3 separate regions of the Homo sapiens genome follow, and all the other regions are linked to region 2. A link is a loop called in an ENCODE intact Hi-C map of the cell type or tissue named here. Cell type or tissue: A673. All regions are shown on one strand. Region 1 has its middle 32 kb from the start of NEUROD6. Region 2 has its middle 50 kb from the start of PPP1R17. Region 3 holds the start of LOC105375222 (a long non-coding RNA gene).

Evidence for each region. Peaks named below come from ENCODE experiments on the same cell type or tissue, not always from the same donor. Only the 100,000 strongest peaks of a DNase experiment are listed, where the experiment ranks them.
Region 1: a loop joins it to region 2, with 10 times the contacts of the local background. A loop is called at or near these places in 15 of 110 quality-filtered maps.
Region 3: it touches region 2 in a loop (5-fold over the local background); 7 of 110 quality-filtered maps call a loop at or near these places.

What each region holds. Positions count from the first base shown.
Region 1 is chr7:31,369,030-31,377,029 of GRCh38, reverse strand. No RefSeq gene overlaps it. Among named protein-coding and RNA genes, the nearest start is that of NEUROD6, 32 kb to the right of the region's middle. RefSeq lists an enhancer at 4,840-5,459. In A673, CTCF peaks have their summits at 3,305 and 3,506; a DNase peak (open chromatin) is centred at 3,469; H3K27ac peaks cover 317 bases.
Region 2 is chr7:31,732,871-31,740,870 of GRCh38, reverse strand. It overlaps a transcript of PDE1C not described here. Among named protein-coding and RNA genes, the nearest start is that of PPP1R17, 50 kb to the right of the region's middle. In A673, a CTCF peak has its summit at 4,278 (motif pointing right); DNase peaks (open chromatin) are centred at 4,320 and 6,230.
Region 3 is chr7:30,979,180-30,987,179 of GRCh38, reverse strand. It overlaps GHRHR (growth hormone releasing hormone receptor), which reads right to left. Exons shown (of 13, transcript NM_000823.4): 13 at 7,652-8,000. The coding sequence ends at 7,936. It overlaps LOC105375222 (a long non-coding RNA gene), which reads right to left and starts at 3,356. Exons shown (of 3, transcript XR_927160.2): 1 at 2,821-3,356. RefSeq lists an enhancer at 2,187-2,712 and a silencer at 3,322-3,481. In A673, a CTCF peak has its summit at 3,412 (motif pointing left); a DNase peak (open chromatin) is centred at 3,379.

The DNA of each region.
Region 1 (8,000 bases), 360 kb after region 2:
CAATAAATATTTTGAATAGGATTGAATGTGTGAATTCATGAATGGATGAGTCAAGATATGTTTGGTGTTATCAGTGCCTGATGAAGAAGAGACTGGTTTTTTTGTTTGTTTTTTTGAGACGGAGTCTCGTTCTGTCACCAGGCTGGAGTGCAATGGCATGGTCTCAGCTCACTGCAACCTCCACCTCCCAGGTTCAAGTGATTCTCCTGCCTCAGCCTCCTCAGTAGCTGGGATTACAGGCGCCCGTCACCACGTCCGGCTAATTTTTGTATTTTTAGTAGAGACGGGGTTTCACCATGTTGGCCAGGCTGGTCTCGAACTCCTGAGCTCAGGCAATCCACCTAACTCGGCCTCCCAAAGTGCTGGGATTACAGGCGTGAGCCACCGTGCCCGGCCAAGAAGAGACTGTTTTAATGAGTTCTCTAAATGAATGCTGCCTCCACATGGGCCTGCTACACATGGAGAAAGCAACGTAAGCAACAATAAACTTCTGTGCGTTATCTTCTGCTTCAAGCCACCAATAATATTAATTAGACCTGCAGCTGGTAGCACAAGCATAATAAAAAATAGTCTTCAATGTGTTATATAAGGCAAATAAGCCACTTATTTTTAATAACCATATTGCTATTTATTCTTGGGATGAACTTGGATAACTTTACTTCTTTGGAGTGAAAGGCACTTTTTTGACAGCAAATTCAGTTGTTAGCCTACATATTTTTATATCCATGGAATTATAGGAGTTTAACTTCCGGAAACCTTATTCAATCACAACCTGGTTCATTTTCACCCATGCCTTGAAAAACATGTCAAATCTTATTGTATTGAATGTCTCTATTAGTTAACTTGGCCACAAGTTACAGCTTAGAAATATTTATGTTCTAGATAGCTGCCAGTCAACTCTCATTCTTCATCATAAAGGGCATCAGACAATTTTAAATGGTGGAAAACCCAAGAATCAGTTACAGAGCATTCGTGTGAGCTTTTAAGATGTATTTATTTATGACACAAGGTCTTGCTCTGTTGCTAAGGTTCACGTATTTATTTTTTTACTGTTTTCTTCTGTCACACAATATGTCCAGGCAAAGGTGCATGTATTTAAATGTGCAGAGATGTGGCGCTCTTAGAATTCTCTTTAAATAAAATAGATAAAACACATAATGAAGACCTGATGCAGGAGGAGTTGAAAATTTATATCACATATTTTTCTTACCAGTACCTAGACTGTTCCCCCACCTCTCCTTTGCCATGCTGTAGTTTGGCCAAATCACCACTTAGAAAGAAGCAGGCTTCTTTTATGTTATTTGTGTTTCTGTTGAGCACATTCAATATTGACTGAGCCATGTACTTGGTCCTAAGGGGTCAGATATGAAAAAGACAAAATCTCTGCCTTTGCTGGGGAAGCCTACCAGGAAGTGCTGAGCAGGTACAGGTGGGGTGGCTGTTTCCAGCTAAGACACAGAGTGTGATGCATTGTGTGTAAATGGACGGTGTTTGGTTAGAACCGCAGAAGTGTGTGGAGACTGAGAGGGCCAAAAAAAGCAGACAGGGCACAGTCATGTGAGGTCCTAAGTCTTATCCTGAAAACATCTGGAACCATTGAAGGATTTGGGGCAGAGGGGTGATATATATGTTCAAATACGCAATTTGGAAGGATCCCTCTCGGAGCAGTGAGGAGTTTGGACTGGAGCAGGGAAAAGACTGGAAGCAGAGAGGCAGGATCACTAGGTACAGAGAAGGTCACAGAAACATAGATGAAAGCTGAGAGGAGGTTGAGCCAAGATAGTGTCTGTGGGTACAGAGGTAAATGGGGGGCACCTTTTGGCCTAGAGAGTGTAACTATTTTTACTCAAAATACCTTTTGCTGGTGGCAAGCACCAAAGGGAAGTAAGCAAGACAGGAGATGGTAAATGATGACCTAATTTTGGTAAATTCTCTGGAAAATCTCACTAGGAATTTGATGCAATTCATCTCAGATAATTTGAGGTATGAATGATCCTAAGTAGAAATGCAGATGTGTGCTTCTAGGTAAAGTCAGGTGCTAATAATTACATTGGTAATTCTTCATTATAATGAGGCTATGTCTGCACCCTGGCCACCACCTCAAAACTTTGCTCTCCTGTTAGGCTCACGACATTTTCCACTGGAGGGGATGTGAGGCCAGTTGTGCTTTGATCTATGTTCACAAGTTCCTCTCCATTTAATACAGATTTCTTCCTTCCTTCCTTCCTTCCTTCCTTCCTTCTTTTTTCTCTCTCTTTTTCTTCTTTCCCTTTCTTCCTTCTTTCCTTGATTCCCTCCTTCCTTTCTTTCTGTCTTTCTTCTAGTTGGGAAAAGTATGTCTTTTGGGAATGCAGTAATAATTATATTAAAAAGATTTTACACACACATAAATGTAATGCTAGCCACACATTCTGTGGCTGTTTGATGTGCTGCTGAAAGTTATCTCCCTGTTGGATTTAATTAATCATCTCAAAAATATCTAGGATCCTGCACCTACACAGGTAAGCACAGAGAAATTCTAAAACGACCTTCATTCTTAGCAGACAGAAGGTTTGCTGAATCACTCCCAAATGATTCCTTGGTAAGGGCCCCTTTCTTCCTCACATTGCTCCTTCTCCTCACACACAGTGGCCCCGGTGGAGGGAGGGGTTCTGTGGCAGTGGAAATGTCTGAGTAGCTACACTCTCCCTGCCCCAGCAAGATGCTGAGTTCTATTAGTCAAAATCTACCCTGTATCAGTCACCATCAGCACTTTCCTTCATATGCTCCTCTCAACTCTGGGAGGAAGACAGTAGCCTTGCCTCGTCTGTGTCCAATGCATTGGCAGGCTATGTATATCTATACATGTATCATTGAGCATGGTGGCCCCGGTGCTTGCATCACAGCCCTTCGACTCACATCTGTTTTCAGTGACAGCTTGTCTGGTTTCAGATTCACCCACCTTAAGTGTGTACCATGTGTCTCCACTTTCTGTTCTGGGGACTTCTCCACTCTGTGGTAAAATGCATCATCCTCAGAGGCAGCCCTTACTCCATATGGGACAGGAGCTGGCAGACAAATGGCCCAGCCTCCCGGAGGCACTCTACCCTGCTGAGGAGGTCTCCCTGGGCTCGAGCCTCTGCCGTGCTCAGCAGCCCCTCCGTGACATACCCGAAGGTCAGCTTCTCCTTATTCTGTGTCACCCTCAACTGGGATCCACAATTTCCAAAGAAACCACTGTATCACGTCCTTGTCTCGGGCTTTGTTTCTGGAGGAACCTCTATTAAAACAAAAGCTATGTCTGGCACCTAGTAGGTCCTCCATGAAAGTAAGTTCTCAGCCCCTTCTTCTTCCCATTGTAGAAATGAGGACACTGAGGCCCAGGGGTTCTGAGTAACTTGTCCAAGACCACACAGCCTGAGACCCACAAAGAAGTCAAATTGAAGGCCTCTTTCTGGTGGTTTCTATCTCAAAAGCTGCCTTTTGCTCTGTCCTGAACAAACCAATGAGGACCCCTAGTGGCATGAACAGAATGGACATGCAGGAACTGCAGATAGTGCCTTTGACCAGCCTGACCCCGATTCTGGGAGAAGTCTAGCCTTGCAAGTCAGCAACAGGCTCCTAATTAGGCTCCCTCCCGGGTGGTGCTGAAACCATGGGGGCTGTCCCATCAGATGATATTTCTCTTTCTTGTAGAGGAAAGAAGAGCATCTTATTCCTAGGTTTTCAGGGAGGCTCTCTCTCTGGATGTCAAAGCTCCCTTTGCTGGTTTGGACAATGTCTAGCCTCTCCGGCATCAGACAATTGCTTTGTCAATTCCTGAAGTGAGGGAGATCCCTGTCTACCTGATGGAGCATCAGCAAGGGGCAGGGAACAGGTCTACATCAAAACAGCGTTCAGACAATAGGGCATTAGCTGAGGACCAAACTGCCTTGTGTTGGGGCATCCTCCCACCAGGGTGGGCACAGAAACCCACAGGCCTCCCAGAGTGCAGTGCATTTGCAGAAACTCTGCTCCTTTCAGAAACCTTTGCAGCCCACAAGCATTCATTCAAGAGATGTTTGATGGGTGTCTTTGTCTTCGACATGCTCACACCTTTCAGCCCCCACGATGTCAACCATATGCTCCTAATGAGCAACCCGTGTTTATTATAACAGGGTCTCTTTATCGTGCATGCCCTGTAGCCAACTGTGTCACACTCTCTTCTAAGAAGCTTGGGTATGTGGAGTCATTGTTCTGGGCAGGCTGGATCAAGAGCTACCGGAGGTTGTGCAGTGTCGAGGAAACAGATGGAACAGATGGGGACGCTGTGGCAGAGCACAAACCCAAGAGAAGAGCCAACGGGTGCTGGACCAGCCGCACAGGGTGTAGGAGTGAGAAGGAGGCAGAATTTGGCTTTACTCATCTTTTTTCCCAGCTGGTGAATCCACCTTCTTCTCCTTTACCTGCTTCCTACCTAAGGTATAATTCATGTGTTAGAAGTCCAGGCTCCCCTAAATGCAGGGCAATCCCCCAATTCCTCCTCCTCTAGGACCGCCTGCTTAGAAGAAAGACAGCTTACAGACGTATAACTTGGGGGAAGCATAAAACAAAATAAGCTAAGTACAAAGGGCAGATATGAAACAGATTTTTTTCAAGGCTCCAACTGTGGTAGATATTATAAGCAGAACAGATTTCATATGGAAGACATTGACAAGGAATAAACATAGCACCCAAAGCTAGCGTTTTCAAGGATTTGCTTCTTTGAACATAAGGGCTTTTTAAAAAATCACATTTTTATCAAACAATGAGCAGCAAAATCTCTCCCCCAAAATGGCAAAGGCAGATCAAACCTAGGTATGGGTTACCTGTATTTGCAGGAACTGTTTCAAAAATCCCATTTCAATTTGCTATGAAAGCATGCGTTGCCCTGGCTTTCTAATCTATGTTGAAAGCTCAAAGGTTAAAGAGACTTGGCTGAATTTGTCTTAAGATATAGCCTTTGTTCTGATTCAATCATTTATTTGAATTTAATATTTTAAAGGACACTTCAAACAGACTTCACAATGCACTGTTACCATCCGGGCCATATTTATTGTTTAATATTTAACTGGGGAGATTTGTCAAAACCCTTAAGAATTAATGGTTGCAAACTTGTGGAGTTAAAAGGCTTGTGGAGGAAACCATTTGCTAACAACAGGGAGACAATGGCCCTGCAGGCTGGGCCACCAGAAGGCAAATACACATTTGGGGGTCTAGTGGCCTGGTGAGCCCAGCTACCCAGACAGCAGGAAGTGCAATTGCCTTTAAATAAATATTCTAATGTGTTTAACTTCTGAACTATAAAGCTCAGCTTGCGCCTTAAGAAGAGAGGTGAAGGTGAGAGCAAAACAAACTGTTATTCCATGCCTTCTACAAACACACACAAGAGAGTCCCAGGGCTCAGAAATGAACCAACTGCATTGAAATGCACCTCTGACTAAACGATCTTAAGACCTGGAGAAAAACATTTTTGATCATCAGGATCCATGGATGTTGTCTATATTTTTATGATATCAAACATCAAGAAGAAAATGAGAAACCTAAATATCTATATATAGGTGAATGGATCATGTTGCAGAGACAACATATCAGGGTGGCTTACTGAATTTGTTCATTCAGATATTTCTGTGTTCTGTAGAGCAACAAAGCTGGGATTTTTCATAGCTCTTTATGTCCTTCACAGTGTGGTCCAATCATTTCAGTTAAGTGTCCCAACTATGCCGATTCCTACGAAAATAAAAATGGGTGATAATCTGTTCACTAAAGCCGAGAAATGTTATAGAATATTTTACAGACATAGTGCCGACCACCAGACTGAGGAATTGAATGCCCAGGCTGAAATTTTCGGCAGGAAAAAATATATTTTCCTGTGAAGAAGGCAAACCACCAGCAGAACCCCATGAATACCCCAGACTGACAAGCATTGGGGCTGGGGCCAAGGGGGGGCGGCCATAGGAACAAATCTCAATTTTCTGAATGATGCCATGAAATAGTGTAGCTTGTAGTCTACACTCTTCGCTCTTAGCATGTACTTGGCCAGGTGGGGCACAAAGCCAACCTGGAGCAACTATAAATGACACTAATAGGGATCATGATGGCCTGGGGGTCTGTCTCCCACCTCTAATCTGGAGTAGCTAGGGCCTCTAGGCAGGAGTGAGCGACACAGCTGTCAGCAGGGTGAAAAAAACCACCCTGCCAGTGGCTTCAGGAAGTGTGAATGGAGCTGACAATGGCGTCATTGCTGCTGCCTGGGCTGCACATGGCAGGCCAGGTACTAAGTGAAACAGAGAGCCATGGGCAGGCAAATGCTGCTCCAGAATGCAAAATCGCTTCTGGCTATATTTCCCACTCTCTCTTCTCAAGCATCTGGAACCTTTATCTGCCAAAAATAAAACCACAGAAAAGATAAGCTGCTTTCATTTCTTTTTTGTCTGGAACTAAAATACATGTGAAGAGGGATTTATAAAATTGCCAACAATGCCATAACAACACTTTAAAATAAACAAGCATCCATCTCTGCTCCCACCCGCAAGGGTGAAAATTCACTAGACATGTGAAAAGATTCACTTGACCCAAAGAAGTAGCAGAGTCAATTTCCCAAAACAATATAGATTAATGGCAAGAAACTTAAAAACTGTATTTTTGGAGTTGCACTCTAAATTTGGTATATTTCAGCATTGCCTCTCTGCAAAAGAAAAATCTACTTCCAGGAGTGGATGCTTTCAGGTGAAAAATAGAATTTTCAAATATAAAAATGCAAGTGAAGTGGTAAACAGCAGAATAGAAAGTGCAGAAAACTGAATTCATGAATTGAAAATCCAGCTTTTGAGCTTCTCCCAGAGCTCATCGTAAAAGGACAAACATGGGACACAGGATATGCAGAAAGATCAATGACATGGATGATAGATCCACAAGACACAACGTAAGTATGGTGAGAAAAATATAAGAAAATAGAAACATGCAGGAAGCAATTCTCTAATATAAAAATAACAGCAGAAAGATTCCTGTGAGGAAAAAAAATACAAGGTGCATCTGGGTTTCATGGGTCCATTACACAGATAGTGAAGAATGGCACATAGCACGCAAATTCTACTTACGTAGTTGTATTTGAAAGACAAAGAAAAGCAACCTATACATAGTCAGACATCGGTGATTTTCTGTTGCTGTTGTTAAAGGTAATCTAGTTTTAAAAAAATCAGATTAAAACTCAAACCCAGAAAATAATTGGGAGAAATATGTAAAAATAATTTGAAGAAAAACTTAAATCGTGTTTGAAGACAAGAGAAAGCTTTTTTTTCTGACATGCAAGGGCTAAAAGTGTTTATCATTCACCTATGCTTTCTGAAAAATGTCCTCACAAAAGTATTAATATGAACAGGGGGCAGAGAAGTTCTAGGCAGAAAAGGGCAGGTCCTTGACAAAACCCCACCTTCAAACCGAAAGGCCTGAAACTGCTGCTTAAAGTGAAAACTTCTATCCCTGTTTTCCTGCTTGAATGTTGCCTTTTCCTAAATTACACATAGCCTGCCCCACCCGGCATCCTGTGCCTGTAAAGACCCCAGGCTCAGCCAGCAGAGAGGAGAAACAGCTGGATGACAGGGACTATGGCTGGACATTGGATAGAAGCGGCTTGACTTCAGAGGGACAGCTTGATGGCATAACTCGGGAAAAGAATCCAGCCAGAAACGGCCGGACTCCAGGGGAAGATTACCTACCTCCTGTCTCCTTTTCAGCTCCCCTTCCCACTGACAGCCACTTTCACTGGCAATAAAATTCCCTGCATTTAGCATCCTTCAGTTTATTCGTGCGACTTCTTTTCTCCTGGATGCTGGACAAGAGCTCAGGGGACACAAGTGTGGATACAAAAGGCTGCTACACTGGCCCTTTGCCCTCAATGGCAGAGGGCAGCTGCCTCATGTGAAAGGGCAGAGGGCTCACTGACTGTTCATACTTAAGCCGTCCACGGATGACAGAGCTAAAAGGGCACTGTAACATGCCCT
Region 2 (8,000 bases):
TCTCAAACTCCTGACTTAAAATGATCCTTCTTCCTCAGCCTCCCAAAGTGCTGAGATTACAGATGTAAGCCACCGTGCCTGGCCTGAAAATGCAATCCTTGATGAGATAGTGAGGCATTTTTCCTCAATTAGTACATGAATCCATTGCCATATATTATTTATTGCTAGAATGATATGATGTTTCATTTTTAGCATTGAGAAAACTAGTTCACATAAATAAGGATATGGAAATAGAAGAAGTTTTATTATAGTAATGTTCCTTAAATCTTTGAACTCTCTTTGGGTAATGTGTCAAAAATAAGCACATGGTAATCTAGCATTCTGACAGCTTAAATAGATCTTATTTCAATTTTGTTATAAGTGAAGAATTGGAAACTACTTGAGTTGGAGAAGGATTTATAACCCAGGCATTTGAATCATGCACTTTCTCAATTTTTTAAAGTGCACTAAAAGTCTTACTTAGACTCATCAAATGATTATAAATTAGATATCTATATGTGCCTGTCTGCATGTGTATACATAACATATGTATGTTAGTCATTCACTGCTTGGAAAAAAAGAAACATTAGTTATAACACACCTTTGCCAATATTGTTATTTTTCTTGTGTCATGTTGGAGGGTGGCATAGTGGGTGACTTTGTTTGCAGAATTCCCTAAATAGCAGCAAAGAGCCCATTGCCATCCAAAGGAATCCCATGAGGGCAGCTCAAAGAGAGTGGAAATGCCACATTCTAGCCCTTCAGAGCAAAAGGTGCAAGACATGGGGAGACAAGTGCTAGAGAGGCTTACACAGCCAGTATTTCATGGCATGCCTTCCTTTTGTAGAGTGGGAAAAGGTAAGATAGGAAATGACAGCCTGCATGAACGTGTAGGCCAGTTCTCAGGCAGATCGGTTTTGGGAAAGAGAGAGAAAGTAAAGTCAAAAATTAGGAAACTAAATTATTTAAAGTGTTCTACGTCAATGTGCCCTCTGAAAGTTCATGATCCACATGGTGGGCAAATCCCATTTGCAGACTGCTGTTTGAGACCACCATTTTGGGTGCCTAATTGGTTCTCCTTGGGTGAGGACACTAATTCTAGGGTTTTACATTTTTGTTTAGTTGGGGGAGAGGGCAACACTGACTGAGTGTTCACCAAACTGGTTCCCTTTCCTGCACTGAGAGTGTGCTTCTACGTGACCATAAGGAGGACCTCCACTCGTGCACTGGGCTTCTGAGCACACCTCCATTATTGAACTTATTCTGTAGCTCCATGGCTTGCTAGCTGTGTGACCTTGGACAAATGATCCAATCCTTCAAGTAACCACTTTCTTTGGATTAAGTGCATATCCTAGCAGCCGGAATGATTACATTAGAAAATGCACTAAAGCTCATAACATAGTGCCCGACACATGGTCAGTGCTCAATGAATGATTATTTACATTCCCATCAAGATCACGATGCTTCCAGGAGCCTTTATAAAACAAGGGCATTCCCTCTCACCCATGGCGTAGATTTCTAGGGACCCCATGAAGGCTCTCTTGCACCCTACCCTTTCTATAAATTTTCCTTGAACTGGCTGATGCCTGAGTGAGGCTTTATTCCACTCATATAAAGATGAGATCATCACTAAAATTTGCTCCAGAAGAGCTGGTGTGTGTGTGTGTGTGTGTGTGTGTGTGTGTGTGTGTCTAAAAGTTACTGCTGACGTCAATCACTGACGTTTTAGTGAACAGGAAATCTTCCAGAGTTCTGCAAGAAGAACTCAATAGGTAATCAGACAGCATGAGCAGAAGGAAGTCAAGGATTTGAGGATGGAAACAGGCAGGTGGGGGCATTTATAGGGGTGTAGGATGAGGTACATGCATATGTATATGTGGGGGGCAGGGGTGTGGGGGAAGGGGAATGAAGTCAGGAGGGGAACTGGTATTCTCCAAGGAGAACAAACCCGTCCTGAGCATTTCCTGTGAGAAGGTCTCCATGGCACAGGCTTTCCTGTGCTAGTTCATCACATACTCACCACATCCTGAGGCAGCCATTACCATCCTGGTCTACCTGGGAGAACATGCAGGCTGAGAGTGCTCTGTGCCCCGCTTCAGGTGACACAGGTGGCACCTGGGGATGCTTCTGTTCCAACCCAGGTCTTCCTGAGTCCCAAGTCTTATTTTTTCCTCACCAGCTGGCCACCATCTCCAAGAAGCCCCTGGGCTTGCTGCCCTCCTGGCCCATGGCGGCTTGGTGCTATGGGAATTATGCCCCCTGGGATGGCCTTGCAGAAATGCCTCTCCTAGCTGGGTTGCTTTTCAAGCAGCACCTGTGATATGGCTTGGCAGTGTCTTCACCCAAATCTCACCTTGAATTGCAATAATCCCCACCTGTCAAGAGCAGGGCCAGGTGGCGATAACTGAATCCTGGGGGCAGTTTCCCTTATACTGTTCTTATGGTAGTGAATAAGTCTCGGGAGATCTAATGGTTTTATAAATGGTAGTTCCCCTGCGCAAGCGCTCTTGCCTGCCACCGTGAAGATGTGACTTGCTCCTCATTCACCTACCGCCATGATTGTGAGGCCTCCCCACCCATGCGGAACTGTGAGTCCATTAAACCTCTTTCCTTTGTAATTACCCAGTCTCAGGTATATCTTTATTAGCAGCGTGAGAACAGACTGATACACCCTGATTCCATTGAGATTGGGCTCATGTATCCTCTCTTTAGCCCTTCTCACCTCACCCTCGACTCTTCCTGGGTCTCGCACTGGCCTGCTAGGCTGCGTGGCTGGAGGGAGGTGTACACTGAGCATCGTCTAAAGCTGATGCCAGCACTGGGGCACAGGAGAGGACTGGGTGACAGCAGCGGAAAGGTGGGCAGGGATAGGTAAAGGAACTCCAGCCCAAAGGGGAAGGAGACAAATCCCTATGGGCATCTACTAGGGTTTTTCAGGTTTTCTATGCTGTTATTTAACCTATATAACAGTCCTTTGAGGCAAACAGGGCTTAAATCTCTGGTTCTTACCTCTCCTTATTTATGATGATCAAAACTAGAGTGTTTTTGAATGGTTATTGCAGAAGAAATGGACTTTTTTTTTTTTTTTTTTGAGATGGAGTGTCGCTCTCTCACCCAGGCTGGAGTGCAATGGTGCGATCTTGGCTCACTGCAACCTCCGCCTCCTAAGTCAAGCAATTCTCCTGCCTTGGCCTCCCGAGTAGCTGGGATTACAGGCACCCACCACCACACCTAGCTAATTTTTGTATTTTTAGTAGAGACAGGATTTCACCATGTTTGCCAGGCTGGTCTCGAACTCCTGACCTCAGGTGATCCGCCCACTTCAGCCTCCCCAAGTGCTGGCATTACAGGCATGAGCCACTGCACCCAGCCTGGACTTACTTTTCTACACTACAATATCTTGGAGTAGAGGCAATGTTTTATATTTGAGAGTGAATTCAGACTTATGTTGGCATGTCAGTCTGAACTACTGAAAAGCTACATTTTTGATTCTGGGTTTCAAAAGAAACAGTTTTATTGTATATGAAGCAAAGAGACCAAACTAGGTTAATGGTGGTGGTATTCATTTATCTATATATTTTTTTCTATAGCTATGGTTAGAATTAGAAGAGTTGGTGGGGTATGGTGGCTCACACCTGTAATGCAAGCACTTTGGGAGGCTGAGGTGAGAGGATTGTTTGAGGCCAGGAGTTCAAGGTCAGCTTGCTCAACAAAGTGAGATACCGTCTCTACAAAAAAAAATAAAAATAAAAATAAAAAAGTAATAAAATAAAATTAGCCTGGTGTGGTGGTGCATGCCTGTAGTCCCAGCTATTTGGGACACTGAGGCAGGAGAATCACCTGAGCCCAGGAGTCAAGGCTGCAGTGAGCCATGATCACACCACTGCACTCCAGCCTGGGTGACAGAGTGAGACTCTGTTTTGTTTTGTTTTTTTTAAAGGGGGAAAAAAAGAATTAGAAGAGTTGTTATAATGAACAACTAGTTTGTAATTAGAACATCAACTGCGTTAAGTGGCTACTTTGCAGATGCCTGAAGGAAACTTGATTCGGCCTCCCCACCTAATTTTACACTGAGCCTCCCCCCACACAAGGGATTCTCATAATTTGGAATATCATGTCTCCTTTTTTGTGCACCCATAGCATTAACTCTATAACATTTTTATCTGTGAGAAAAAAACATTTTGCCAGGCAGAAATAAACCTCAACCTTGCATGAAGGATCACAACACATTGAACACGCAGATTCCAAATCAGTGTTTCCCAAGTGTTAAAGGCTCTAGCATTAGCAAGCAACTGCAATGTGACAATTTTTCCTGCAGGTGGCGGTGGTGTGTAGGGAAAAAAGCCACACGGTTGGACCAAGGTTTCCCAGGATAGAGAAGAATGGAGGCTGGCTTGGTACGTTCCACTCAAGTCAGCAAACACATATTGAGCCCTTCCAGTCTCCAGGCACTGCCTTAGGTGTGGGGTGGATCCAGTAGGAGTGAACCTGGGTCTCCAGTTTGGGGAACTCACAGTCTTAGGGAAGAATGTGTCCTTGTCTATTAGGCAGGATTATTCGGGCTGCCCTTGGAAAACTTAAAAATCAAGCCCACAGCCAGTTTTTCTCTGTCTACAGGCCTCATTGTAGGGACAAAGAAATCCCTAAGGCAAGCCTGCCCACATTTCCAGGGAGTACCTGCTGGTACAAGACCTGGAACGAGAGTGCGTCTTTGCATGTGCTTGGCTGTTCTCATGGGCGTTCATCTCCCCACTGACTCTACAATCAATCAGCCCTTTGTATTTGTGGGTACTACAGCCTTGTGTTCACTCAACTATGGATTGAGAATATTTGGGGAAAAAAAATCCACAAAAAAATTTGCACACAGCAATGCACTGTTGAATCCACGTGAATGTGTAGGCATTGTATTAGGTATTATAAGTATTCTAGAGATGATGTAACATATATGGGAGGATGTGCATAGGTTATATGCAAATACTATGCCGCTTTATATAAGAGACTTGAGCATCCTTGGATTTGGGTATGAGGAGGAGGTCCTGAAACCGATCTCCCACAGATACGGAGGGATGACCGTATATACAATTTCGCCACTTCTGCAATTATAATCTATCAAAGGCACAGAAGAAGACAAACAACATGCCCTAGAGCCACAGACCCAAAAGGAAAAAGAAACGGTTGTTTTTTCACCTTCTACTCAGGAGCAGACATTCTATTTTGTAAGCATTATTTCATTTAACATTTATGACTACCCCAAGGTGACAGAAGCAGCTGTTATTCTCACTTGACAGATGAGGAAACTGAAATTCAAAGTTCACAATGTCACCTAACATCCACAGCTACTAAGTGTCCAGGGCAGGATCTGAAGTCTGACCCCAGCGGATAGATGCCTTCTGTATGGTTTGATGAGGCAATAGCAGGCCTGGGACGTTTGCTTATACTGCCCTCATGACACTTAAAGGCAGTGCTTTTTTTTTTTTTTTTTTTTTTTTTTTTGAGACAGAGTTTCACTCTTGTTGCCCAGGCTGGAGTGCAATGGCATGATCTCAGCTCACTGCAACCTCCGCCTCCTGGGTTCAAGCGATTCTCCTGCCTCAGCCTCCCAAGTAGCTGGGATTACAGGCATGCACCACCATGCCTGGCTAATTTTGTATCTTTAGTACAGACAGGGTTTCTCCATGTTGGTCAGGCTGGTCTCAAACTCCCAACCTCAAGTGATCCGCCCATCTCAGCCTCCCAAAGTGCTGGGATTTCAGGCGTGAGCCACTGCACCCTGCCTATGCAATCCTTTTCAAATATTAATCAAGTGCTTACAAATCACCTATGGATCTTGTAAAAATGAAATTCTGATTTGGGTGGGGCGGGAGGCTCTGCATTTGTAATGAGCTCCCAGGTGACATCAAAAGATGCTGATTGGGGGACCATACTTAGAGTAGCAAGGCTTCAATTTGCAGAGGTCCCTAAACTTTTAAAATAGTCTCGGCAACTCTAGGCCAAAAGATATTCCTAGTCTACTTTTTAAGTTATTAGGTCCAAACAACTAAAGTCTTTATGTTCTAACAACTTGGCAGCCATATGAAAAACTTATTCATATATAAAGAAGAAATTTTTTTTTGTTAGATTACCACAATTACTTACTAATGGGACATATGTGCCCCGGGGCCTCACAGCTTCTCAAGCCTTGAAATGAGATGGGACAACACCGCCCTTATTTCCTGTTCCATCTTGATTTTTTTCGATAATTGCTCTTGGGCACGAAACAGTTTTAAGACACAGCTTGATATGACATCATCAAAAGGAATTTTGTGCATGTTGAAATGGGAAGCTAATTGGAAATACTAGTTCACATGGAGTCTGACAAATATCCCTCAGAAATCCCTGCTGTATTTCCCTTAGAAATTTAAAATATCCTGTGGCGTCCCAGGGCTCCTTGGTGCAGGGGCTTTCATATACTCTCACTTGTATTAACCAACAGCAGTGCAGAGAAGTGGACCGACCTTCGGACGAGGAGCCAAGAGACTCTTTTGCTAGAATTCTGTGTGGCTTTTGCAGGTTGCCAACCTCTGGGGCCCCTTTTCTGATGAAAGAGGGGGGCCCTAGAGCCGCTTTAACCTTTACGACCATTCAGATATAAAATATGTGATTCTAATATTCCATACACACATCTCAGCTCCCCTGTGAGATTCAGCTCTTCCAGGGCAGGGGCTGTGTGTTACTCGGCATCACACCATACGGTGCCTTCCTCATACTAGGTGCTCAGTAAAGAGCTGTGGAACAAATGCCTTCTGAAAACATCTGAATCAAGTTTTGGTGGTGGGGGAGGGGTAGTTTTATTACTTCTTTAAGATCCAAAACGTTTTTATGCATGAAAAAAACATTTTTTTTTTCTTTGAAACAGAGTCTCACTCTGTTGCCCAGACTAGATTGCAGTGGCATGATCTCGGCTCACTGCAACCTCCGCCTCCCAGGTTCAAGCGATCTTCTTGCCTCAGCCTCCCGAGTAGCTGGGATTACAGGCACCTGCCACCATGCCTGGCTAATGTTTTTGTATTGTTTTTTTTAGTAAAGACAGGGTTTCGCCCTGTTGGCCAGGCTGGTGTTGAACTCCTGACCTCAGGTTGACCCACCCTCCTCAGCCTCCCAGAGTGCTGGGATTACAGGCATAAGCCACTGTGCCCGGCTGAAAGAAGCATTTTTAATGGCCAGTGTTTTAGTAATAACTTCAAAAAGAGATGAAGGCATGTAATGTAGTATGTATGTATGGGTATGTAGTGTCACTGCATTCCAGGCAGCAGGAATATAAATGGCAATGTATGAGGATTCAGATGCAAAAGCCTGGATTCTGATGACAGGATAACTGCTTACTGCTTCTGAAAACTTGGGCAAGTCACCTGATTCTCTGCACGTCAGCCTCTTTATCTGCTTAATGGGAGCCATAGTGGCTGTTCTCTGCCTATGAGATAAATAGGAGCATCAGAAAAACACTGAATGTGAAACTGCTTTGTGAGTTAGGAATCCCAATTACCACCACCTCACCACCCTGGTCTTCTCACCATCCCCTCTACAAGTTGACTGTGCAATATGCTCAGCAATGACATTGGCCTCCCAAAGCCATAATCAAAGATTAGAGATCCCTGCCCAATGCCACCACCTCAATCATGGGCCGCAGATGTTACCCAGGTGATTGGAAAGGAGGTATTAGGTGACGGCAAGGAGGTGCTCAGTCTCTATCCATTTGAGAGGTAACAACCTAGGCACCATAAGTCCATTTAGCTCATAAATATGTATGTGCCCTTTAGGGGAAAACCTTTAACCCTGATCCAGGGAACAAAAGAAAATAGACATTGAAAGAATGCTTACTATTTTTCTTTCATTGGAACAACCTTATGGAATGGCTTTCCGTTAGGAATGGAAATTCTAAGCTCACAGCCTGACATTTTCCCCTAAAATGATAGCACCACCTTCCAATCCCGCCTTAATGTACAGATGAATCACTTTTTTCATTCACCTAATTCGTCAGTCAG
Region 3 (8,000 bases), 750 kb after region 2:
TCCTTCTCAACCACCCCGCTCCATGACGTGCCCCCCACTTTTCAGTGACTCCCATATCCACTTCTTAGCATTTTTACAGGCTGTCCTCTTACAACAAAACCAAATGACTCCTCCCGCTCCCTTCTGGCTCCCCCCGCCCTCCCAGAGGAGCCTCGGTAAAGGGTTGTTCTCCTGGGCTGCCCCAGCCGCTCCCTCTCAGCACCCCTGAGCCCAGCCTCCGAGTCCATCCTCCGCCAAATCCGCTCTCGCTGTGAGCTGCGCCTCCAAATCCTCTCACAAAGGCGGCTCAGCAGCACTCGGCCGGCTCAGCAGCCCCTCGCTGGGACAATCTTGGTTGGGGCCCCAGGATCCCACATTCATCCGGTTCTCCTCCCACCTCTCTGAGCACTCCTTCCCCTGCTCCGCCTCCTTTGGGGGCTCCTGCTCCCCCGTGGGATTGTGAATGTGTGGATCCCTCCAGGCTCAGCCCTCAGTCCCCTTCTCATCCTGCTCCTCACTCTCACTGCGGGGTGGCCCCACCTATGCCCTTGGCATCAAACGCCACCAATATACTGGCCACTCATGAACTCCACTTCTGAGCTGGGCCTCGCTCCTCACTCCAGCCCGCTCCTTGGCACCCTGCTGGCTGTCTCAGTGCACCCCAAACCCAATGTGCCCAAACTGAGCTCCTGCTCTTCCCCCAAAAGCTTGCTCCTCTCTGTCTCTCCTCATTCCAGTAGGCTTGTGGGACGCCTCCGTCCGTCTTCTTGCTCTCACACAGTTTCACCCCTGAGTTAGACAGCTTTGGACTTGGTCCTTATCTTTTCCATCACTATCACCCTAGTACGTGTCTCCATTTCCAGCCTCCCTGCTTCCAGCGGAGGTCTCTGCCTGAAATTCAGTCTTCGTATACCAGCCAGAGCGATCATTTAAAACACCTAAGCCTCGTCACATCACACACTTCAGTACCTTTTGGGATGAAACCTTAGCATAGCTTTCCTGACCCTGCGTGATCTGGGTGCCGCCCGCTCTACGCTCCCCTTTTCTCCCTAAGATCCAACCACAGTAGCTAACTTGCATCTCTTCCCACGCCGAGCTCCTTCCCACCTCGGGGCCTTCACACGTGCTGTTTCCTCTACCTGGTTGTTTTTTTTTTTTAATCCACTTCTTTTCCTGGCCAACTCATTCTCATGGTTCCAATCTCAGCTTAGCTGTCACTTCCTCCAGGAAGCCTTTTTATTTTTTACACTTCCGGTCTAGGTTTGGTCATCTAGATATTTGTTCTCCCAACACTTTGCTGTTCTTTCTGCATCCGTCACCGTTACTATGTGATTGCTTGAATGGTGTGCTTGCCTCTTGGTGCCACACATCTGTCATGCTTGTGGCCAGCCAGCATATTCTGAACACCCTTCTTGTGCCTGAGAACCTTGCCACAGTAGGAGGGCCCTCTCCAAGCTAGAGGTCTGAGCTTGCTGTACCAGCCTTCCTTGCAGCTAGTGGGCAGGGTCACTGGACTGTGCCATCAGGGGTAACTCTGTGGGACTTAGATCCAGAAGACAGCAATAAGAGGGAGCTGGTGCCAGGTGGAATCAAATTTTTGGCCAGCGTGGCAGGGAAGGAGTTTGGCTTTTCAGGAGAGCCATGTGGTGGTTCTGGCATTCTGTCCCTGGTGTTGGTGGTGTGAGCAGCTGTGTCCATGACCAAAAGTGGTGAAATGAGGAATTTGCCACAGTAGCCCCCTGGTGTGGGATGGGCACTGCCTCTGGGCCTGAGCTCAGGCCCTCCTAGAGACAGGGGAGCTACCTGATGTCCTTAAACTTGTCATGTTTTTGCTTAACTCAGCCAGAGTGGGTCCTGTTGTCTGCAACAGAGAGCCCTAAATAATGCCTTCTGTATCAGTCAGGATTCTCCAGAGAATAAAACCAACATTTTATATACACACCCCTCACACATACACACACACACACACACACACACACACACACACAGTGTAGAAAGAGCTTTATTGTATGGTATTGACTCATGCAATTATGGAGGCTGAGAAGTCAATCTGCCCTCTGCAAGCCAGAGACCCCAGAGGGCGGGTGGTATATTCGAAGGCCTAAGAACCAGGATCCTGGAGGGCAGAAGATAGATGTTCCAGCTCAACATCCAGGCAGAGAAAGCTCAAGTTCAACCTTCCTCTGCCTTTTTTTTTTTTTTTTTTCTATTCAGAACTTCAAGGGTTGGCTGGTGCCTGCTCACTGGGGAGGGCCATGGCTTTACTCAGTCTGCCAATTCAAATGCTAAGCCCTTCCAGAAACACCGCCACAGACACACCCACAAACAATGACTAATCGGATACCCAGGCATCCTGTGGCCAAGTCATATTGACATGTAAAATTGGCCATTGCCAACCAGACCCTAAGCCCCTTGTGTAGGGGAACATTTGGGGGTTGCTTGTAGCTGTATTTTCAGACTCTAGCAAGGTGCGTGTTCCCCAGATACTCAGTGAACACTCACCACATGGATAAATGTGTGCCCAGCAGACCCAGAGCCCTAGCAGGAATGTCATGAAAGTCCCTGGGGAGAACGAAGCCTGGGCCCGATACCACCCTCCTACCGGAACTTTCCTCCACGTATTGCTCTCTAAACTGAGATCAACCCCATTCCGCTTCCTGCCCAGCAAACGGTAGAAAGGGACCACTGCGCAGCCTGGCCTGGTGGGGCTCTAGGGTCTACACTCCCTGCCTGAGTCCCCTCATCCAGGAAGCCTTCCCTGACTGCTCCTGCCCACACTCACACCCAGTCCTCGGAGCTCCCACATCCCAGAGAGTCTGAGCCCGGCACACCAGTTCTCACCTCTAGGTTCAGGCTCATCCTTGCAGATCTTCCCAACATTCCTGGGGGCTCTCTGGGGACAGAGAATGGGCCCTTCATTTTCCTCTCTCCTCCTCTTTCTCACAGAGGAGCCCGAACATAACAGGAGGGAAGTCCGAGTTTCTTCCTTCTCTTTAGGAAACTCTCCTCTCAGGACCCGCGGGGAGGCTGGCTGGAAGGAGGACACCGGGGTAGTTGGGGGTGAGTCCTGCAGAAAGCCTGGGACCCAGGGAAGCCCCTGTGCTCCGGATCTTGCACGGGCTCTCGTGGTCCCTGATTCTCCTGTCTCTTCAGCTCTCACTCTTCTTAATCCGCTTCTTATTCATCAACACTGGGGTCTGGGGCAGGGGGCGGGGGGCGTGGGGATGTCTTGCTCCTCCACACTCCCGCCATGACCCTCCCTCCCAACCTAGGCTGCCCAGACCAGCAGCCCCTTCTCCACCAGCCCCTTCGGCTCGCTGAGCTCCAGTCAGGCCGCAGGGGTCCTGCGTCCATCTCCAGCGTCAGCTCAGGCAGGCAGCACCGTCGGCCCAGCCAGGGCTCTTGGCTGCAGTTAGACTGCCACCTGGTGGCCAGGATGATCATTGCGCTTCTCAGCCTAGCTCGTTGCTTCCCATCCAGTGTCCCTGGTGAGACGTCCTCAGACATCATCTCCTGAGCAACTCCCCCCACCCCCCCGCTCAGTTGTGGAAGCTGGAGTCCTGAGAGAGGAAGAGCTTGCCAGTCAAAGGATCTGCCCAGGAATCTGCATCGTAGGCCCAGTCTGCGAATCCCTGTCATGGGAGAGACAAGAGAAGTGATAGGAATTTGAGGCTCCAGTTGAAACTAAAAGGGAGCAAGTGGTGAACCTGCAGCCATTGTGAAACCTGTAGGCGAGGGATGGACAGTTCACAGAGTGAGCTGCTTCTGCCACTGCCAATATCATACACTCACTGCTGACACTAATGGCTAACTAACCACCAACTAACATTAACTAACGCTAACCACTCACTGCTAACCAGCCACTAACACTAATCACTAATGAACCACCAACACTAACTAGCCACTAACTACTCACTGCTAACTAACCAGTAACACTAACCACTAAATAACATTAACTAACACTAACAGCTAGCTGCTAAACTAACTGGTAACTAATCACCAACACTAACCACTAACATTAACTAATGCTAACCACTAACTAGCCACTAACTCTACCAACTGCTAACCACTAAAATTAGTCACAACTAGTATTAAAGAGCACTAACCAAGCTAACTAACACTAACTACTATCACCACTATGCTAACACCATTACTAACAGTGCTAACACCAGTTAAAACTCAGAGAAACATATAATGATGCCAGCCAGGCACACTGGCTCACGCCTGTAATTCCAGCACTTGGGAGACCAAGGCAGGAGGATTGCTTGAGCCCCAGAAGTTTGAGACCAGACTGGGCAATATGTACTGAGACCCTGTCTCTACAAAAACATTTTAAAATTAGCCAGTATGGTGGTGCATGCCTGTAGTTTCAGCTACTTGGGAAGGCTGAAGCGGGAGGATCACTTGAGCCCAGAAGGTTGAGGCAGCAGTGAACTGTGATCACTTTACTACACTCCAGCCTGGTCTACAGGTGAGACCCTGTCTCAAAAAATAATAACAATGCAGAAAAACTGTAACACTTATATTGTTTGTGCAAGAATTCTCTAGACCAATTTTCTGGGAGGCAATTTGCCAACAGGTACTAAAAGACTTATCATGTGCATTGCATTGGTTCAAACATTCTTCCACATTAGGATAATTTATTCTGAAGGTCTAGGAGTTTAAGTTTTTGTCTTTTTGAGGTATACATGAAAAAAATGTATGCAAGGAAGTTTATCATCACAATTTTTTTTTTTTTTTTGAGACGGAGTCTCGCTCTGTCGCCCAGGCTGGAGTGCAGTGGTGTGATCTCAGCTCACTGCAAGCTCTGCCTCCCAGGTTCACACCATTCTCCTGCCTCAGCCTCCCGAGTAGCTGGGACTACAGGTGCCCGCCACCATGCCTAGCTAATATTTTTGTAATAAATATTTATTTTTAAAATCGACAGAAACTTTCACGAATAAAATATGTTAAATAACTATTGGCTAAATAAATAATATTATATAGACTTTTCAAATTATGTAGCGGAAAAATTGTCTGCAAATGTTCTCCAGCAAACACTCATTTACTCATTTTTAATAACTGCTTTATTGAGATAGAATTCACGTACCACAACATTCACCATTTTAAAGTGTACAATTCAGTGGTTTTCGTGTATTCTCAGAGTTTGCAACCATCATCACGATCTAATTTTAGAACTTTTCATTACCTCAAACAGAAATAATGGAGCTAATATCCCATCGTATGGATATTCCACATTTTGTTAATTCATTCATAAGTTGATGGATGTTTAGGTTGTTTCTACTTCTTGGCTACTATGAATAATGATGTTATGAATATTCATGTACAAGTTTTGTGTAGACATACATCTTCAATTCCCTTGCCTATATACCTAGGAGTGGATTTTCTGAATAATTCAGTGTTTGACTTTGTGAGCAACTGTGCAACTTTTTACCAAAGCACCTGACAATTCTCTGGTCCCACCAGCAATGCATGAGGGTTCCAATTTCTACACATTCTTGCCAATACTTGTTATTGGCTATTTTGTTTTCCTTTTAGCCATCCTCATGGACATGAAACAATATTGCATTGTGGTTTTGATTTACATTTTCCTAATGACTAATGATATCGAACATCTTTTCAAGTGATTATTGGCCATCTATATATAATGTATATTGTTTTAATGCATACAAATCATATGAAATTTTACAAATATAATCTCAAGCTACTTCCAAAACACAGAAAAAAAATCTTTCTGGAAACATACAAAAGTATCTATGGTGAATGTCTTGGTAATAAGATGATGATTGATTTTTTAAAAAATCCTTCTGTATCTCCTAAATGCCTGCAATGAATATGAATTACTTTTATGATTTGAGACTGAATATGATGGGTTTTCAGACTGGGCCCGCACTTTGACATTTGTCTGACCAGGAAGGTGCCAGGCAGCCGGGCGTCATGGGCAACAATGTGGCCTTGGGCTTCATGTAGCTGTGTCTCCATTCCCTGGAACTCTCACGACTGTAAGGAAGGAGGATGTCCATCTGCTGCGTCCACCAGATACACACTTGTGAGCCAGCACAGGTAAAGGATGCCTACTCCTTCTGTTCCCAGTGCATGAGAAAAGATACCTGGTCCAGGCAGGCCATGGAGGACAAGCTAGATCCTCCGTGCAGAGGAGAGGGCCACCATGCAGGGGATCACAGAGAAGAGAGGCACCCAGGCAAGGACCAGGACAAGGCAAATGGCACCTGGCGATCAGCCCGAGTAGGCCTATTCTCTGTACTGGAATCTCCCTCCACCACTGTCAGTCAATAAATAGGTCCCCACGGACAGAGCCTGGGTCTCCTTCTCCTCCCCGCTGCCAAGAAGGAGGTTGGAAGAGGGACAGACTATGTAGATGTGTTACATTAAGGGAGTCCTCAGTTGGGTGGGGGACAGCAGGCAGTATGCTGGGACCCAGGAGGGCACACAATGGGGACGACGTAAGAGAAAGACCTGGAGTTGAGGCATCTCCACTCCAGAGGAAAATAGGGAAAGAGACTCAAGCAATTTCCAGAAGAAGAAACCCAAAAGGCAAGCGGGTACAGCAAGAGATGTTTACACCCATTAGATATCAGGGAGATGCAAATTAGGACAACAGTGCCATGGCACTTTACACCCATTTGGCTGGTGAACATTACAAAGCTGGGTAATGCCAAGTGTTGGTGGGGCTGTGGGACTTAGGGACCTCAAGAGCTGCTAGTGGGAGTGCAGAACTGAAGCATGCAATCTGGCACCTCCGAATCACATCAACAGGTGGCATAACGGATGCCCAGCACTGCTCCTCCTGGGTGTGAGTCCCGGACAGAGGCTCACTCTCACAGATCCTGGAGGGGACCGGCATGTGCATGTTCACTAGAGTGCAGGGGAGACAGGACAGGACAGTAACACGTGGGTGATGACTCTACACAGCACCACATACAGCCAAAACGACAGACCAGATGTATGCAGGGAAACACGGGAGCATCTCTCTCTCTTTTTTTTTTTTTTTTTTAAGACAGAGTTTCGCTCTTGTCGCCCGGGCTAGAATGCAGGGGCGTGATCTCGGCTCACTGCAACCTCCGTCTCCCGGGTTCAAGCAATTCTCCTGCCTCAGCCTACCAAGTAGCTGGGACTACAGGCACCTACCACCACACCCAGCTAATTTTTTGCATTTTTAGTAGAGACAGCGTTTCGCTATGTTGGCCAGGCTGGTCTCGAACTCCTGACCTCAGGTGATCTGCCTTCCTCAGCCTCCCAAAGTGCTGGGATTACAGGCATGAGCCACCGCGTCCACCCCGGGAGCATCTCTTAAAAGCACAGTGCTGAGGGGGAAACGTTAGAAGCAGGATGAGGCATATGACCAACAGCATTTATGTAAATTAAAGTACAGACACACAAAACACCACGTATTTTGCAAGACACACAGAAACACAAGTATTCACATTAAGCATGCTCTCTTTGCCTGTGAGAGGAGGCGAATGGGAGTGGTGAAGGCAAAAGAGAGTACATTTTAAGAATAAATAAAACAAGAGGCCCCTTGCACAGATAAATAATCATAATGTAGCATGAACTGAGGAATGATGAACGCAACTCAGCACCAGACGTCTAAATAAAGAACGCAGGTGCGCTCCCCTTTAAAGGCCCATTTACTCACTCAAACATGCGTCTATTCATTTACAGGTTTATTGGCTCCTCTGAGCCTTGGGCTAGAGCCCCAGGCCCCAGTAAGAGGAATGGATGAGAGCAGACACAGAGGGACCACAGAAGTCAGAGGTAGACATACAGGGACCTCAAAAGAGAGTCAGATGCAGAGACAGGGAGGAAGGGCTGCACCTGCCCCGGGCTGGGTAACAGCTGGGGTGGGGATGTGGCCCCCTTGCTCCTCCAGAGCATGGCAGACCCGTGGTAGCTGCCCAAATTCAAGTGTGGACTCCAGTGGCGTGATGAGGCAGCCTAGCACATAGATGTCAGCACCTTTGCCGCCGAGCGGGAAGGCGTGGTCCACTTAGCACGGGTCC